Regions from separate parts of the Homo sapiens genome. Here region 2 is linked to region 1. The links are chromatin loops, found by intact Hi-C in ENCODE. Cell type or tissue: MCF 10A. All regions are shown on one strand. Links, peaks and the distances in the headings refer to the core of each region. The heading gives the core; the rest is flanking DNA. Region 1 has its middle 83 kb from the start of GPM6B. Region 2 has its middle 10 kb from the start of GPM6B.

Region 1 (9,847 bases), core at 987-8,986:
TTGGTATGCTGGAGGCCATAGCACATCTTTGAACATCAAATAATTGGATTTTTTGAGCATCAAATAATTGAATTTTTCTTTTCTTTTCTTTTCTTTTTTTTTTTTTTTTGAGACAGGGCCTCACTCTGCTGCCCAGTCTGAAGTGCAGTAGCATGATCACAGCTCACGGCAGTCTTGACCTCCTGGGCTCAAACGATCCTCTTACCTTAGTCTCTCGAGTAGCTGGGACTACAGGCGTGCACCACCATGCCTGGCTAATTTTTTAATTGTAGAGATGAGGTCTCGCCATGTTGCCCAGGCTGGTCTCAAACTCCTGGGCTCAAGCAATCCTCCTGCCTTGGCCTCTCAAAGTACTGAGATTATAGGTGCGAGCCACCACATCTGGCGTGATTTTTCTTGAAGGCAGATGTGGGCCTGAACTGGAGGAAGCCTGCTCTGAGCCTCACTCTATCTTGATCCCAGAAATAAATTTATTGTATAGCCTTAAGTTTTAGAGAGTTCAGGACACCTAGAGGATGGTTGTGGTGTAAACTGCTTGCCTGGTCAAACCTTAAGGATCTGCTTGGACTCTTCAGGACACATACCCCGAGAGTGTCAGGCCTGAGCCCCAGCTGGTCCCAGAGGTTTAATTCCTAGCACACCTAGTTTGTCTAACGTAGGGGTCTGCAAACTGTGTCTGCAAAGAGCCAGATAGTGAATATCTGTTGCAAGTAAACGGTGTTGTCGTAGTACAAAAGCAGCACTAGATGATACGGAAGTGAATGGGTGTGGGGCTCTGTGTCGATATAATTTGATTTGTGCTATAGTTTGCTAACCCCTGATCTGGAGAGAGGGCTCCCAAACAAGTGAGTCCACATGCCTCCAACAGGACTGTGGGGGATAGAACTCAGGAGGGATTGGGATAGGAAAAAAAATCTATCTGTATTGTCACTAACCTCTAACTGAAACAGCGTTTGTTCTCTTACGAATACAGGCAGCAAACCAGTGACTTAGCAATACTTGTGACTTTGGTCATTAATAGAAATCAAAGGTAATTTCATATCCCATTACAGTTATTGCAGGTATCTCAAAATATCATTAAACTCATCACTACTTTGGAAGTGTATGTTATACCTCCACTAGCATTAACAGAACATATGTATTCTACATTTATATAAAATTAAATGATTACATATATTTATTATATATTATGTATTTCAAACTTGTTTTTTATTTTGATGTATTTCAATTTAGTTTTCTTTCTAATGCTATGTATATTTTTTCGTGCATTTAAGAACATTGTTCTGTAAAGGAGATCTGGAGGGTTCAGCTGACTGCCCAGGGAGTCTAAGAAGCCCTGTCTAACTGGTGTCTTCATAATGGGGAGAACCTCCCCTTCCTCAAATGATCCTATCCCTCTCCTCCCAGCCACTGAGGGGCAGTCATCTCTAGCTCTACGGAGATGCCCCCACCCCATTTTCCCATATCATATTCCACCCAGCCTTCAAAGCCCTGCATGAGTCCACCTAGTCCTTTGTTCCTCTGGCTCCACCACCCTGGCTGCCAGACACAGGCATTCACCCCCGGCCCGTCTCATGGGGTGTTCTATTTGTTTAGTTTATGTTTCAGCCCTAGTGAGAGTCAGTTCTGGAATCCAATGGATCTGTGATTCCTTGTTGGAAGGAACCACTTCTCTTGCGCTGAGTAACGCATTGGTGTTGGATGACGGTGTTCATGATGACGAACTTATGCTGTCCTGACCATGCCTGGAGACTGGCCCTGCATTGGAGAAGATCCAAGAGTCTGCGTGGTAAAATGATAATGAACGTGAGCTTAGGGGCAGAATGCTGATGTGTTTATTCTGCTAACTATGTGCTTTGGGCAAGTGCCTATACTTATTCTCCCTGAGCTTCAATTTCCTCATTGGTAAATTGGGGATTATACTTACCTTTCAGGATGACATCAAGAGTAAATAATATACTGACTCTAAGAAAAGTGCCTGGAGTGGTGCCTGGTGCATGGCAAATGCTCAGTACCTGTGAGGTAGTATTTGCCTGGGCTGGTTGATGGTTGGGCGCTGGGGGTTAGCCTGGTATAAATCGAGATTTTGAGGTGGTCCTGTGAACCCAAAGATGCCTTGAGACCCTGCGTGGGAGACAGATGGAAGGAGATGTCTAAGCCTGGTGTCAAGGTGCTCTCACCTTGCAGAATCACAGTGGGCTGTGGTGGACCAGGAGAAGACCCCTTAACAAAGTATGGGAGTGAGTCTGTCTAAGTCAGCTAGCCCTTAATGAGGTCCTCCTCGAGTGAAGCTCTGATTCTGACACCCATGTTAGGTTGTGGTCATTTCTAGGACCCAGGGTCCAGCCCCAGAGATTCCTAGATAGTTCTAGGACCATCTGGTGGAATCAAACTATGGATAGACCCATTAATATCCAACTGGGTCCTCTTTCGTTGAGTCTCCCGCCCTCTTGAGGGAGACTGATCTTTAGTAACTTCTTTATGAGACTGGGTCAGGTGGGCCTCCTGTTGTTGTCTGTGGTGCTGCAGGTCATGTGCTTTGGTGGGCACCAGTAACTGTCATTGGAATTGCCAAGGTGGTGGGAATAAAGAGAGATGGGCTTCTCTGTGATTGAATTGAAGTTTGGTTGTGAGTGTGGGTCATGAGCCCTGACCGGGTAGGAGACAGAAGCCTGTGGTTCTTCTCCTGGTTTCCTTAGGGATTTTCAGCTGGCTCTTGGGCAGCTCCTTCAGGTGGTAGCTGTTGTGGCAGAATAGAAGAGTGCTGGACTGAGGAGCAGAGACCTGGGTCTCATGAGATCATGAGATCAAACCACTTAAACTCTGTGTGCTTAAGTGACTTCGTTGGCAATAGAGTAATACCCTCCCTGAAGAATAAATGAGGCGATGTTGAGAAAGCATTTTATGAGCAAGCCATTTTCATTAATGCAATGGGGGAAACATGCTATGTCTAGCTTAGAGGGCTGAAACGGTCAAATGAAATAATCAACGTAAATGCTAAAAAAAAAAAATCCAGTCCACATTTATGGAATTGCCTTTATTGACAAATTGAGCGAGGGTAAACATTCGTGTATTTAAGGCATGGAGTGTTTCCCAGTTGCTTTTGAAGGTACCCATTGTCACAAAGGAGTAAAGACCTTACTAAATGGGATCTTATTTGTATTTCTGTAGCAAAGGATTTTTGTTAAAGAAGATTCAAACTCAGAGATGGTAGACTGAGTCTGCCAGGAAAACCACACACTTATACTCCTGTTCCATAGTCAACTAATATTCTGCTTCTGCTACAAACTTAATGATCATATAGGAATTATGAATTTAGACCAACAAATGCCAAAACTTGAACTATACAAGTGTATAGTTTTAGTGTAACTTTGTGTTGTCACTTTTTGCTTCTATGTGACACTTAGCAATTCTTTTTTTAAAATAAAACAACATTAGAGGTCATTTAATTGTAATGACAAATAAAATCAGCAGGTAGACTTAGGATTTCAAAGCATCTCTTTCTTGGTTGGGAAAGCTCCCTGGAGGTCCAACTTGTAGTCCTAGGTTGAGTAGGGATCAATAGGAGAATTTACTGAAGGGGCCCTATGCTCAGTTTCACCAAGTTCACAGCCAGGTTCTTATGATCTGCATCCTTCAGGTACAAGTGTGTGTTCTCTACTCCAGTAGCAGACTTGAACCCAGAGTCCCCAGTACAAGGAAGCACATATTTTTGGATTTTGCCGTGTGACCTTGTCTGGCTGGCTGGACTTTAGGAACAACTGGTCCTCATCCCTGGCAGGTTTAGGGGGAGAGTGAAACCAAGTCAGATGACTCTGAAGCTCCTTCAAACACCACGACAGAAGGAATGGATTGAGCAAGAATAATTTTTATAGACTTGGAAGTTTGAGTCCTTTTTTTTTAAAAAAAAAAACAAGGAAGTGGGGCATTCCAGATGGTAACACAAGAAACCAGGGAGATGAGAGCAGATGAAACCTTGAGGGAGAAAATGAAATTCTCTCTGAATTAGGAGAAGCGGCTGCTTTCCCTCACATCTTCCTGTGTCTGTAACTAGCTTAGTGTTTGGGATGCTTATTTTCTATTTTCTCTGCATTTTTTTAGCTGCCTCAGTGACCACTTGACCATTTATGCCGAGGCAGTAGTGGATGTTTCCAATTCAGTGCTCCTTACCTCTTAGAAAGAGAAGGATTATGCTTTCTTCATGATTGTGAGTCAGTCTATGTTCAGATTTACATTCAACTAATATTTTTCAAATATTGGCCCAGATAATTTCAAGATATGCTATCTGATCCTCAAAACAATCTTATAAATGAGGCTCAGAGAGGCAAAGGGACATTGCAAGTCATACAGGGGTTTGCATATAGCCTCCTCTCTGTAAGTCTAGAACCATCTCTGCAGCTTCCTCCTGCGTTCACCATGTTGTGTGACTTTTGTAAATACTTGAACTCTATGGAAACTCAGGAATGATGTGAAATGTTATTAGTTGGAAGCCTTGTCAGAGAAAAATGGGCTAGAGAGTTCCGTTTGCAGGCTTGAGACTATAGTTGATGGGTCTGATTCTGAATTAAAACATCCTTTAGAAAATAGATCCCGCTTTTTTTAGAGACTATCCAAGATTTAAAAGTTAAGCAGCTTTGGAATATAGCAGGCAGATAGTTCTCCTGTAATGCTTGCTTTGAAACCATGAACAATGTGTGCATAATCAGAATCTTGGATTTGCTTAATACCATTTTTTCTTGCTGAAACATTAGGTGAATGCAGAAAACTGCGCCCACCTGAACTACATGACGTCAGAATACACAAAACACGCACGTGGCACAACCTCATATGTCTACAGCTACCTCAGTTTACCCCGCGTGTTAAGAGCCACACCTGTCCATACCTGGTGTTATGACTGTCCCTCCAATTTCGGGTAACCCTCCCTCCAGCCCTTCCCAGTAACTCACCAACCGCAGCCCTTCCGACACCCACCCCACAGCCAACTTCAGGCCTTTTTCTAGGCGAAGTGACACATTTATTGTTGTGTTTATGTATTTCTTAACTATTTAATGTGTGTAAAATGGTGCTACTATTTTTATTAGGTTGCAATCTTTTTGTAAATGTCACTGATTAAATTTTTGAGTGTTGCTTTCCTAACCCCATTTTTCCCATAAGCCCTGTGTTTTTTATTGTGCATTTTGCAAAGAGTGATGATTTTTAGGACCACCTATGAGGCATTACCGAACAAGTGACTGTGTGAAGCTTTTGGACTAAACCTTCCATCTAACTTCACTCTATTAAATGAGTTATTTTCAGGATAAGACAGTCTCATCTATTTACAAATACTTTATCATATAATGAAGTTCTACTTATGATTTATTCAGAATCCACACAAGAAGGCGTAGATTTGCTCAAGGAACAAAATTAATGACATTTTAAAATCTTACAACTGGAGAGGATGATTAATGGGAAAAGAGCTAACATTTCATGAAAACTAGCTTTATGCCAGGTCCTGTTGGATGCCTTCCAATAATGACTGCATTTCATTCTCATGTCAACCTGTTCGGGTGGTAGGGAATTTTGGCATGGAGAGAGTGAAAGTTGCTCAATGTCCGTACAGCTCCTAAGTGACTGGGCTGCGAGTCACCACTGAGGAGCAGCCCATCTGGAGGTATGATCACAGCAACATGGGCTCCAGACTGTTCTTGGTCCTTGTTGTTCATCGTCTTTCCCATTCCATACTTGCGTGTTTCTGTCTTCTGACACAAATAGACTACTAGTGGGTTCCTGTGGGTTGCTGCTGACAATCCATCCATTTACCCAGGCTACATTTTTGTATCCATTTTTTTCAACCTTTTAATTTTTTATCACCCCACAACCTGGGAGACTTTTTAAGCATTTTTTTTCCTAATTGCCTCCCTATGCAATCTTTTTTTTTTTTTTTTTTTTTTTTTTGAGACAGAGTCTCGCTCTGTCATCCAGGCTGGAGTGGCACCATCTCGGCTCACTGCAACCTCTACCTCTTGGGTTCAAGTGATTCTCCTGTCTCAGCCTCCTGAGTAGCTGGGATTACAGGCGCCCACCACCACGCATGGCTAATTTTTGTATTTTTAGTAGAGATGGGGTTTCACCATGTTGGTCAGGCTGGTCTTGAACTCCTGAGCTCAAGTGATCTGCCCACCTCAGCCTCCCAAAGAGCTGGGATTACAGGCATGAGCCACCATGCCCAGCCCCTATGCAGTCTTAACACCCCAGATACACTGCATATCTGTCTATGTGCTGTGTGTATATTTGTGCTTTATATGCATTAAAGAGTAAAGTTGTTTTTGCCCCTCAAGAAGTCATTTTCATCCTATTGGGGTGATCTTGCCTGTGTTGAAAAGGCATGTTCTGTATCTTCAGTTATTTTTAATATGTAGATCCGCTTTTAAAATTAGTATCATGCTACCTTAGAAGCATATACCTGAGTTTGTGAAGACAAGCCCCCTTGTCTGGGCTGTGATTCCTAGTATCTTATGATGAGCCCGACAGGATGACACAGCCAGGTGACTCACATAGAGCTAAGCTCTGTGAGAAAGCGAGGCCTCAGAGGTAGCACATGATTTCCCTTCTTCCAGTTTCTCTATATAAAGAAATAAAGAGCACACATCAAACCAAACATAAATGGAAAGAAATCAATGGTTGAATGACACATGATTCTGGCTTGTCAGCCCTAGTTGGCACCTTTCGCTCCAAATCATCATCTTTCTAAGATACTAAATTATAGATTCCAACCAAGGTGATTAGTGCTGCTCACACTTTAATGTGCATTGGCATCACCCATGAATCTTGTTAAATTGCAGATTCTCATTCAAGTAGGCCTGGGATTCTGCATTTCTGACAAACTCCCAGGTAATACAGCCACTGCTTGGTCCCAGAACCATACTTTGAGCAGCAGTAGCCTAAGAATACACAGAGGCAATTAAAACTAGCTCTCAAACTATTTTAAGAATTTCAGAAAGCCGAAAGCAGTGGTTCTCACTCAGAAGCGATTTGTTCCCCAGGGGCCATTTGGCAATGTCTTGCAGACATTTTTGGTCGTTATAACTAGAGGATGCTACTGACATCTAGTGGGTGGAGGCCAGGGATGCTGCTAAATAGTCTACAATTCACAGGACAGCCCCCATCAGAAAGAATTATCTGGCCCAGAATATCCATTGTGCTGAGGTTGGAAACCCTTGCCTAAAGGAAATCACACACTTACTCCCAGTAAAGCAGCATGGACAAATACAGATACCCTCTCTCCTTGGCAAGAGTGATATTCAATTCAATGTGATAGCCCCAAATAGTTTGTAGTGGTCAAGCTCTGCAGTTGACATTAATAGATTACTCTAACTGATATGGGGAAGTAAGTTAATTGTAATATAAAGAAATGCAGTTAAGCAGATTAAAAGGAAAACACTTTTGGAGTCATGAGCTGTCAGAGGAGATTTACATGTAGCAAAGGAGACCCTGCTGGTTGAAGGATGGGAATGCCTGTCCCTTATTGGGCAGGAATTGGGTGGGCTGACCAGGCTGTGTACGCCTGGCTGGCACTGTTTATTGGAGTGGTGTTCGAGCGAGCCCATCTGGACATTTTTGGAACAAACTTGGGACATTCCTTTGGCCTTCTGAATATGACTTGCAGCTGGGTAGGGAAGTAGTGCAATATTATCCACAGATTGAAGATTCTTTCAAACAACAGAAATAATCAAGAATTCACTGTGGAGGATTTTCCCCTCCAGAGAGTAACAGATAGATTGATGCGTAGATCTAGGTATGCTTATTAACAAACCATTCCTGTTTCATGGGATGTACATGTGGCAGCATCTGGATTATTTAATGTGTTAATATAGTCAGTTTGTATATGAATAATTTAAAACAGTAGCAAGAGATAAAAGTAGCTCATCTGAAGAAGGGTTGTTTGAGAGCTTTTTTTCTGTCAAGTATAATTTTACTCTCAGGTTAAATGAAATTTATTAAGATGCAATTTGCTCCTGGGAGGTATTTGTGAGTTTAACCACAGTCTGTCTTGGAAGATATTATGACAGTAAGTAAATGTCACCTGGATAATACTGATCCATTCACAGAAGGGAGAAAAAGTGTGTTGGGTCAATTAAGGTGGTTTAAAAATGTGTTGACTCTGAAGAAGAAAAGTATCTAAAGTACACAACTCTAACAAATCTCAAGGCCAGTGGGACTTTACAGACTGAGCCCAATTGTGTTGAGTCTGTGTATTGTATATACTTAACACAAGCAAACACAGACTTTTTCTACAAATGAAAACATGTCTGCTGAGCAGTTGACTCAGTCATCTGGAATAAATGTTCTTTATTTGTGTTTCCATGGGTAAAATCAAGTTAATGAACTGAACCATCACAATTTCTCTTATTTAATTTTTAAAACTCTAGATTACCCTGTCTTCTATCTCTATGTAATTCCTGTGTTAGAGCAAACATAGGAAATTGTCAATATGGCAGAGTGCGGTGGCTCATGCCTGTAATCCCAGCACTTTGGGAGGCCGAGGCAGGTGGATCACCTGAGGTCAGGAGTTCGAGACCAGCCTGGCTAGCATGGTGAAACCCCGTCTCTACTAAAAATACAAAAATTAGCTGGGTGTGGTGGCACACACCTGTAGTCTCAGCTACTTGGGAGGCTGAGGCAGGAAAATCACTTGAACCTGGGAGGCAGAGGATGCAGTGAGCCGAGATCACACCACTGTGCACTCCAGCCTGGGCGACAGAGCAAGACTCTGTCTCAATTTGAAAAAAAAGAGAGAAATTGTCAATATGGGGCCATGTTTTACCTACAAAACTAGCAATTTCATGTTGTTCTGTCTAATATTACTTAGGAACATTTTAATTCTTGCATTAAAAAGTAGCTTTTATAAGCATGAGGGTTAATATCTAGGCATAATGTGTTTTCTGAACAGCTGGCTCTGTTTTTCGTCTCTGTGCAGGATATGATTTCACACCAGTAACCCTTCAACTTGGGGTGACACCTTTCATAGGAGTCATGGTAGTTCTTTCTGTTATTTTTCTAGCCATATGGAGGTCTCATTTCTCTTAATTCTTAAAATGATGGACTACCTGTCTTCTAGCTGTATATTATTTACTTTTTTGTTCATAAGCACCATACTTAAGATTTTTTTCTTTTATTTTTAAGGAGAAAAAAAGGCTGCAGTGAGCTATGATTATGACACTACACTCACCCAGGATGGAGTGCAGTGTCATGATCATAGCTCACTGCAGCCTCGACCTCCTGGGCTCAAGAGATCCTCCTGCCTCAGCCTCCCAAATAGCTGGGACTACAAGTGTATGCCACCACACACGGTTAATTAAAAAAAAAAAAAAAAAGTTTTTCTAGCAACAGTGTCTCACTATGTTGCCCAGGCTGGTTTTGAACTCCTGGGCTCAAGTGGTCCTCCCATCTGGGCCTCGCAAAATGTTGGCATTACAGGAGTGAGCCACCATGCCCAGTCCCATATTTAAGATTTTTCTAAAGCCCTAATTTTAAGATTTTCAAAAATGCTAATTGTATCCTACTGTTTCTGCCCCAAGAACCAGACACCTAGATCTCAAGATATGGACAGGTATTTATTGGAAAGAAATGAGGATTTTGAGGTCATAGAAGTGTCTAAAACATCAAGATTTATTAAAATGATTTTTTACAGCTGATGTTCTAACATTCATTATTGTTTCCTATGATAGAGATACAAATTGAGTCACTTTTCAAACATACTTTACTGTTGAATACCTATAAAAATCTCATGGAACTAGCAGTCCTTAGTATACAGTCAGGAAAATTCTGTTTTACACTAGTCACTTTCCAGAAAGGTTTATTAATAACT
Region 2 (9,847 bases), core at 707-8,706, 73 kb after region 1:
TGGTTTTCTGTAGACTTTAGTCTGAGGGCCATTGACTTACATATCTATAAGTCCTGGGTACTTTCCTGAACTAGCAAAAGCAAGAATGCTAACATCAGAAAGTAAATTTCGGATACTTCAACAAGCCACATGTTGGTAAATTTCAAATATTTTGTCTAACTGCGTGTTGGATAGTCACGTTCTTCTGTAAATTAATGGTTTTCAGTCTTTGGTGTATCTCAGAATCACCTGGTGTGAGGCTGCTGGGTCTAGGATGTTCATCTCCCTTCATTTGAGTAGGTAGCTTCATGAAAGTCACACTTGCAGTAGAGTCAAAGGAAGGTGACAACTACATGCTCACTCAGATCACCTGAATCCACCCTGCCAGTTAGAGGGCTGGCAAATATATTCCTCCTAGTCTATCAATAGCCTGTTTTTTTAATTGTAAAAAGTACATAAATATATTGTTTTAATTATATTTAACAAATTGTAATTCCCAGTTCATGAAAAGATCTTAACCAATCTTAAAACTCTCTATCAGATTTCTGTTGAGGGTGGGGAAATACATTCGAATGTTAAGTTTGGTTTTTCAATTTTTATATATTTGATAGCACTAAATTTTATCCATTTTGTTTCTAAAATACATCTCCAAGCAGATAACAGAGCCTGAATTTTATTATAAAATATCTTTGTAATGGTTTTATTGGTTTATCTTTTCATTTTTTGCTCTTAGCAATCTGAAGATAATAATTTCAGTGTAACTGCTTTGAGAGGTTGAAGGGCACAGGTTAGTAAGATCAAGGCTGAGAAAAACTTAATTGCACCATATACTTTCAAAGAAACAGTTTTGACATCTTGCCCCAAAGAACGCCAGGAGCCCAGTGGAATCCATCCCAGGGTTGGATGATGTTTAGAGGTCAGTAAGAGCAGGTGCACAGTCACTTGACCTGTACAGTCAGAGGATGGCTTAGGTCAATAGGAGTGGTGATGGAGCTGGGGCCATGCCTGCTGGGTTGTAGGGCTTCCTACCTGATGTTCTTTTTTCCTTATAACCATCCTGCTGAACTGGTCACTTAAGACCTAGCGTATCTTAGAGCCAGGACAAGCTCTATAAGCATCTTGTCCATGGCCTCGTGACTGGCAAGTGACAGAGCCAAGATTAGAACCTTAGAACCGAGACCTCCCAATTCCCATCCCAACCATCAGAGCCAACCATCTCAATAGATTTTTGAGACCCTAAATGTTTAGACAGGGCCTGATTGTAAATAAACCAGTTTCCATGTGGGTCCCCCAAGCCATTTGTGTGTGTGTGTGTGTGTGTGTGTGTGTGTGTGTGTGTGTGTGTGTGTACTGAGCTCTTCTACATCCCTTTACTCACCATATATTGGACCGTAAGCCTGTGCCTGCCTTGTACTATAGTATCCATAGCTTATTTATGAAATGTCATTGAGCCAGTAAGGGGAAGGTACCAGTGACCTGCCACAGCAGCAAAAGAACAGACTCCTATAGAATCATCACATACACCCTTAATCCCACTGAAATTGCATTAGCATGCCACCACATGGCCACAGCGACCCCTGCCCCCTTTCCCTTGCAGTGACAATTTACTGGATCAGGCCTTGCAGTGAGGGGCCAGCTTCTGAACTTGCAGAGCCAGGTACAAAATGAAAATGCAGGCCAGTTGTTCAAAAGGCAGGAAAAAAGGGCCATTCACGATACTAAAATAAAAACGTTTCCCTTTCTTCCAGTTTCTCTCTCGATTTGTCAAGACATTTTTGTTTGCAACTTAATGTCATTTTAAATTATTAGTGTGAATCTTACCAACCATCCTTCAATTGTACAGTGCAAATTTTAGATGCAAGTTTAAGACCATTTGCCATGTATGTGGGATCACTGACACACAATTTGTATTTTGTAGCTAGTACATACGTGTATTTTATACGAACTAGAACAGTGGAAATGCTGCACAAAGTTAACTCAATTGTTTTGATTTTACTTATTGATATTAGCACATCCTCAACACTCCCTCCCTGTGGCTTGCTAGTAAGTAAGGAAGAACTGAAAGGAAAAGGAACTCGGTTGCCCTATCTTTCCCTTTCCTTCTGGATTATTTTCAGTTTAAGTGCTTGGCCAATACAGGGAAGTAACAGGAGTAAGGAAGGATATGGTCAGGTTCCTTGGTCATTCATGTCTCTTAGAACTCCAGTACCTTCTTTCTGCATTTGAAGCAAGTTGAGCTTAGAACAGAAAGTGTGACCTTTAGGACTGTTCACACCAGTGCTTACTTAGTCATAGATGGAACATGCTTACCTTTTACGGACTTTGAGTCCTTATTGAACTCCCCATGCACCAGGGATTCACAAGAATTCTGAGCTCATGGGACATCATGAATGTGGTATGCAAATGAGGTGGCAAGGAGCACGTAGCTCCTTTGCTCACATGCGTGCATCATGGTCCCGTTGGACTTCACTTGAAAACACAGGTTCGAAGATAAAATGATTAAGAATTTCAAGACAGTGCCATCAGAGTATTAAACCAAGCTTCAGGCCCTTCTGAGGGCAAGGCTCTATGCACATCACATGCCCCTGAAGCTGACCCTGCTTGCCTGATTCTCTGACATGAAGAAAGAAATTCCACTGTGCTTTAAAAAAAAAAAAAAAAAAAAAATTCAGGACAGATTTAATTTGGACTTGAGTACCCAGGTGTTAGCAATATCCTACAGATTCCAGAAAACAATTTAGTCCATTGTTGAAAGAGTACCCTTGAAGGCATGTCTTTTTTTAATCCCATTATCTTATTCATCTCAGTTCCTTTTATTTATTTGCAACTTAGTCAATCTCAGGTCTCACATCCAAATTGGACCTCCTCAGGGAGGACCATGCTACAATTTGAGGACAGAGCACAGGTCTGGGGTGGGACCGGGTGGAGTGGGGAGTGCCCCTAGAAATCCAGGCCAGGCAAGGGCACAGAAATGAACTTTTCAGGGTCAGGGAAAGATCTAGAAGGACGTGAAATCACCAGCTAGTCTTTCCTCTCTCTACCTCTCCCTGGGACCTGTATGATGGTGGTGGGAGCATAAAGGACTTTGAAAATAGAAATAGCATTTTGTAAGTGTCATGTAGGAGGTATCATGCTGAGGTGCTGCATGCAGTGTTACACTCCTAACAATAGCCTTATGGGGGAAGTTCTCTTATGAGTCCTTTTGGTAGACAATGAAGCTGAAACTCAGGAAGGTCACATGGTATCATAAGGCTGGTAAGCATTGGAGTGGGGCTGGCAGGGATGCTGGACAAGGTTGCAGACATGAGAGCCTTCCTGAGTTGCGGAAGTGTGTGGCCCCATGTTTTATCAGAGTTTGAAGGGGAACTCCAGATTACTAGGTTTTGGGGAGATAGTTGCAAGTGATGGAATAGCCATTCTGAGTGAAGCTTTCTTTGGTGGTGACCTGGAATCTCTGAGTTCAACAGTTGATGCTGCTGATCACCTAGTCACCTGGGGCCTTATTGAGCTTTTGTTCCTGCCATCATTGCTGCCTGACTCTTGGTTTCCCTACTCTGGCATCCAGTGGCCTGAGTCAAGGTTCAGCTCAGCTTCTGACCAGCTTCTTGACCACCTTGGCCAAGTCCGTGTACAGCTCCCTTTGGTCTTCGTTTCTTCATCCATGCAAGGGGGATGGATACTGTCATGAAGGCAAAAATGAAAGAACTTGGGTTAAAGTTATTGTAGTAGTGCTGGTGCTGAGGAGACCCTCAGCTTTGAGTGTTGGCTTCTGTCCATTCCTCCTGAGCTACTGTCACATCTCATGTGGGTGCAGTGGGTCCTCTGGACACAGCGTTGAGCCCAGTCCATGGGTTCCTCATATAGCCAGCACCTTGGCCTGTAGCAAATAAAAACAAACCACTTGAAAGGAACTCGCCAAGTATCCCTGATAGCTGGCACTCACAGTTTGTTTGTGTGATGACTTTGCGTATTAGTCATTTTCCTGTTGCTTATAACAAGATACCTGAAATTGGGAAACTTACAAAGAAAAAAAAATTATTTCTTACAGTTACGGAGGCTGAGAAGTGCAAGGTCCAGGGGGCTGCATCTGGTGAGGGCCTTCTTGCTGATGGGGACAGTCCCAAGGTGGTACAGAGCATCACATGGCAAGGGGGCTGAGTGTGCTAACTCAGGTCTCTCTTCCTCTTCTTATGAAACCACCAGTACCCTCCCATGATAATCCATTCATCCATTAACACATTAATTTATTAATCATGAATGATTAATTATCATGACCCAATCACCTCTTAAAGGACTCACCTTTCAGTACTGCCACATTGGGGATTAAGTTTCCAACACATGAAATTTGGGGATACGTTCAAACCATAACAGTTGGTGATAGTTGCAGAGGAGCATGTACAAAGATTAGAAAAATATAACCAACCCCTGGGTTTGTTGGATGCTTTCTGTTGCTCAGATCATTGTGACATGAGCACTGTAGGAGGGGTGGATTTGAAGGGGTCTGGTTCCCCAAGAGGTATGTGGGCATCTGTGTGCCTGCATGAGAAAGCACCTTTCCTGGCAGCCCGACAGGTAGAAACTCATTAATCCACACATTGACTCTATTTCAGGGAAAGATGACGTCAACTCCTGCATGTTGAAGGCAGGGAGTGGCTGAAACAGCATCAAGGCGTGAAGGCTTCCCTGAGCCACCCTGAGTTCTCAGAAGGGTTCTTAAAGAAGTCACGTCATCTTTATCGCTACTTCTGCTGCACTTATCCCATAATTTTCCAACTTCTGTTGTGAGAACTTTTACAGCCCAAGTGTCCTGTGATTTAACCTTCAATTTGGTAATGTCTGTCTTCCTTTAGCAAAGCAGGCTGAAGGTGTTGAGATCCGCCTACCTTGGGAAGCTTTCCATGGTGGCACAGTATTGAAGGTTAGGCCTCATCCAAGTTGGCACAAGCCTTTGTCTCCAACCTGGGTGGGAGGAAGGTCAAGGCAGATGAGTGTCCTTTCAGTGCAGGGAACTGCCATCCAGGGAGGCTTGCATTTATAACTGAGAGACAGCGGGGTGAGTTAGAATGCTAAGAAGGGGGAAATGGGCTGGGCGTGGTCACACCTGTAATGCCAGCTATTTGGGAGGCTGAGACAGGCAGATGGCTTGAGCCCAGGAGTTTGAGGCTGCAGTGATCCATGATCGCACCACTGCACCCCAGCCTGGGTGATAAAGTGAGACCTGGACTCTAAAAGAAAAAAAAAAAAAAAAAAAAAAAGGAAGTCGGTAGTTCACCAAGGAGGCTTTCTAAAGGAGATGGACTTTAGCCCGTGCCTTTCAGGAGGGGACTTGGAGCTGGGGAGATGGGGAGACAGTGCGATTGGGATTTTGGCAGATGATATAAGGCAAATCCTCAGCAGAGCACCCCGGGTTCCACCAGCTTTGTGGTTGAGTTGCAGACTCTTTGAGTGAGAGAATAACCCAGCCCCGGTGGTTTCTGCTGAACCGAGAAGGAACTGCTCCAGAAACATGACAGGGATTCCAATAACGGCGGTTAAACAGCTAACAAAGAGGAGTCTGGAAGGCTGGCCCTTGTTCATGTTGGCTGGAACATGCTGGGTAGATGAGTTAATTGGGGGCCCTCACAGGGAATGCTCATTGTGCCACTCTTAATGAGAGAATCCAAGTGCCCCATGGGATGTAATAATTAGGAAGCATGTTGTCAGTAGATCAGCTGTCTGTCTCCTGATGTATGCCTTGTGTACACAGGAAGAAATAGAAGCTTTCCTTTAAAAAAAAAACAAAAAAACAAAAAACAGGGTCTCACTCTGTCACCCAGGCTGGAGTGCAGTAGTGTGATCATAGCTCACTGCAGCCTCCAACTCCTGGGCTCATGCGATCTTCTCACATCGGCCTTCTGAGTAACTGGAACTATAGGTGTGCCCCGCTACACTTGGCTATCTTGTATGTATGTATGTATGTATGTGTGTATGTATGTATGTATTTTAATAGAGGCAGGGTCTTTCTATGTTGCCCAGGCTGGTCTTGAACTCCTAGGCTCAAGCAATCCTCTGCCTTGACCTCCCAAAGTGCTGGGATTACAGGCATGAGCCACACTGTACCCGGCCAGAAACTTTCTTAAAGCTAGTTTAAAAACCGATCATTTGGTCCTCATTTCCCATTTTGGCTTTGTTTCTTCAGTGTGGCTCTGTCATGTTGGGGCCCATTCCCCTCAGGATGCTGAGACGTAAGGTAAGGGTATTCCTTGTCTCCTTCACTCTACCTCCCTAGGGTCTCTGTGCCCCTGGAAACTCAGCCCTACTCAGGTCCCCGGGCAGTCTAGACTCAGGGCAATCCACCTACCTCACTAAGACCCAAGATCATCGTGCCTTCCGTTTTGTCACCCATAAAACAGAGCTGATGCTTTCTCCTTCTTAGGGCTATGAGGTGAACTAAATCAAGACACAAATGTACCCTTCTCAATGCTGGACAGGTTGCCCTTTTAACCTCTCCATCCCTACCACCTCTTCTAAGATGAAATTCCTTAAATCTTGGAGTTGGATGACTTTTCCTTTTCCCTCTATTTCCTCTTCCTCACTTCCATTTCAGAAGGAGAAGCATCACATCCTGCCACCCACAGCTGGCCCTCTTCCTCTCCTGTGATCTCCATTCATCATCTGTCCATCTTCACCGGCATCTTTTGAAACCTGTCTTTCAGTGGCCGTCACTGCCTTTTCAGCATAAGACATGTTTGGGCCTCTCTTCCTGACTGTGTTTTTCTCCTTAAGCTGCCTGCATCTTTCTCTGGCCTTCCCCTCACCACCAAATTTCTTTAGAAAGTGGGCTGCCCCTGCTTCCTCTTCTTCACCTCCCAACCGAACTTCTGTAGCCCCCCTGTAAAGTGGTTTCCATTCCAGGCTTTGCACTGATGCTGGCAAGGACATCGGAATTTTCCATTTCAGTGGCCTTTGCCAAGTCCTCGCCTTCTGGTTGCCTTGACTGTGGGGACACCCCCTCCTTCTTAAAATTCCCTCCTCCTCTGTGACAGGGCCCTGTCCTGGATCTTTGCCAACATCTTGTGCGTCCTTCGAGGGTGGTTCTCCCACTAGAGATCCCCTGAATTAGGAGGCACCTGAAAGGTTTTCTCCTCTGTACCTTCTGCCTTGGCATCCCACCCACTCCTGTGATGATAATAGGTTCCTCTCTGCTGGTGGTAACGCTCAAGTCTTCATTTCCAAACTCTGCTTAGGTTGAGCAGCTGCACAGACACCACCCACATGGCTTCCAAACTTGATAGTCCTTCTCACTCTCCTTATCTGGTGTGGGTAGGATTGTGTCCCCCACCCCCCTCAAAAAATATGTTGAAGTCCTAACTCCTGCTACCTATGAATGTGGCCTTATTTGGAAGTAGGGTCTTTGTAGGCATAATCGAGTTAAGATGAGGTCATACTCAATGAGGGTAGGCCCCAGTCCAATGTGACTGGTGTCCTTATAAGAAGAGACACAGACATACACACACAGAGAGGACACCATGTGATGACGGAGGCAGAGATGGAGTGATGCATCTGCAAGCCAAGGAACGTCAGGATTGCAGGCTGAAAAAAGGATCTTCCCCTAGAGCATTCAGAGAAAACATGGAAAACACGGCCCCGCCCACACCTTGACTTTGGACTTCTCAGCTCCAGAACTGTGAGAGAATAATTTCTGTTGTTTAAAGCCACCCACTTTGTGGTACTTTGTTCTGGCAGCCCCAGAAAACCAATACATCACCCGATCTCTCCAGTTCCCTATGGGACTCACTATCCTTTTAGGGATCCAAGCTGAAAGTCTCAGGATCAACCCTGAATCTCTCCCTCTTGCCTTAATACCCAGCTTTTCATTTCTGCCTCAGGTGAGTATGCAGTCCCCACCTCTTCCCTAATCAAGTATGGTCGCCCTGACTCTGCCCTCTTCAGTCTCCTATCTGTCCATCCAGCTGCCCTCTGGACAATTTTCCTAAAACAGCTCTGATTGTGTCACCATCATCGTAGCACACTTTGTCTGTTTCCCTCCTGCCTCCAGCAGTTGGCTGCATATTGGAATTACCTGGGGAGATTTGAAAGCTCTCATGCCCACCACACAACCCCATCTGTCAAATCAGAATCTCTGGAGGTGATGCCCCAGCATCAATATTTTAAAAACTTCCCCTATGATTCCAGTGCACAGCTAGGCCTGAGAACCATTTGCTGATAGAATATCACAATAGCCAGACAAAGCTTACGGAAGAAAAGATAGCTCTAAGGCAATGGTTCTCAACTGGGGATGATATTACCCTCCAGGAGACACTTGGCAGTGTTTAGAAACATTTTAGGTCATCAGAACCGGGGTGGTGCTCCTGGGCATCTACTGAGTAGAGGCCAGGGATGCTGTTACACATCCACAATGCCCAGGACAGCCTCACAATAATGATCCAGCCCCAAACATCACTAGTGCCAAGGTGGAGCAATCCTGATTTAAGAGCGAGGAGAGGAGCAGCAATACCGACCTTGACTTTGGGACAGACAGATGCAGTAGACACCAGTGCTGAGGAGGCACATGCCCCCTCATGCCGCAGTACTGCCTGTGCTGTGCCCATTTGGCAGCCCAGTATGTTGAAACTTTTCATGCAGCACCAGTTTCCATCACAGGAAGCCTCAGCCTGCTGGTGCCAAACTTATTCTCTTGCTCTCCTTTTGAAAATGAGGTTCAGTGGAAGCTGGGTGCGGTGGCTCATGCCTAATCGCAGCACTTTGGGAGGCTGAGGCAGGCGGATCACTTGAGGTCAGGAGTTTGAGACCAGCCTGGCCAACATGGCAAAAACCCTTCTCTACTAAAAATACAAAAGTTAGCTGGGCATGGTGGCACACGCCTATAGTCCCAGCTATTTGGGAGGCTGTGGCAGGAGAATCGCTTGAACTCGAGAGGCAGAGGTTGCAGGGAGCCGAGATCATGCCACTGCACTCCAGCCTGGGAAACAGATCAGGACTCTGTCAAAAAAAAAAAAAAAAAAACCAGGTTCAGTGGAATGTTTTTGTCAGGAGAGAAAGGGTCATTACAACTCAAGTTGGCTTTTGCCAAACTCAGCAATCACTGTTTTGGTGGCTCCTGAGGCTCCTAATGAGGACACTGACAGTCGTTAAATAAACAAGTGATTAAGTTGAGAAGAGACTGGCTAACAGAGGTTCCATGTGTGCTCATTGTCATCGATGTTAGCCAGTTTCATGACAGTGACCTGCCTGGGCTCCACCTCTACCATTAAAGAGAAACACTAGCAATGACGGCTTATAGTTCACGTAGCTTTACCATTTATAAGCATTTTCCTATACACCAACCAGTTTGATTTGTCTTTTCAAGTCTTAGCTTTATGCAGTGTCATTTCCTATAAAGGAAAGTATAGCAAATATACAAGAGGTACTCAGAAAATACAAGAAGAAAAAAACTAAAAAGAGTAAGGGATCAAAAGATATTTTTTTAAAAACCCACATTGGATGAAAAATGAGAAATTTAATTCCGGTAATGGAGGACAAAGTCTTTGCCAAATTGATAAAGCTTTGGGAAATTCTGATTATGGAAAGGACCCAAATGTAGACAGTCACATTCTAAATTCCTGGCTCCATGCTATGTGTCCAGTTTCTGTGTTTTTAAATGTATGCAGCATTTTTAACATCACAGAATTATTAATATGTTGAATATCGTTGCTACTTTATATAAAAAGTATCTTTTCTGTCTACTATTTAAGAATTCTTGCTGTATTTATCATTCTGTTTTCTCCAAGTAGACAGAGGGCCGATGTATTTGATACCAGAACACATCTTTGATTTTGTCATGGGGAGCAGTGTGAAAATAGGAGTCACAAGACCAGGCGTGGTGACT

The links. A loop is a pair of places that touch in the nucleus more often than their neighbours do. Peaks named below come from ENCODE experiments on the same cell type or tissue, not always from the same donor. Only the 100,000 strongest peaks of a DNase experiment are listed, where the experiment ranks them.
Region 2: it touches region 1 in a loop (2.1-fold over the local background); 2 of 110 quality-filtered maps call a loop at or near these places.

Annotation. Positions count from the first base shown.
Region 1 is chrX:13,895,493-13,905,339 of GRCh38, reverse strand. It overlaps a transcript of GPM6B not described here. Among named protein-coding and RNA genes, the nearest start is that of GPM6B, 83 kb to the right of the region's middle. In MCF 10A, for the core only: no CTCF peak of the experiment used is centred there; DNase peaks (open chromatin) are centred at 1,729, 5,559, 6,529 and 7,059.
Region 2 is chrX:13,822,659-13,832,505 of GRCh38, reverse strand. It overlaps a transcript of GPM6B not described here. Among named protein-coding and RNA genes, the nearest start is that of GPM6B, 10 kb to the right of the region's middle. RefSeq lists an enhancer at 3,735-4,934. In MCF 10A, for the core only: no CTCF peak of the experiment used is centred there; DNase peaks (open chromatin) are centred at 3,905, 4,595 and 4,965.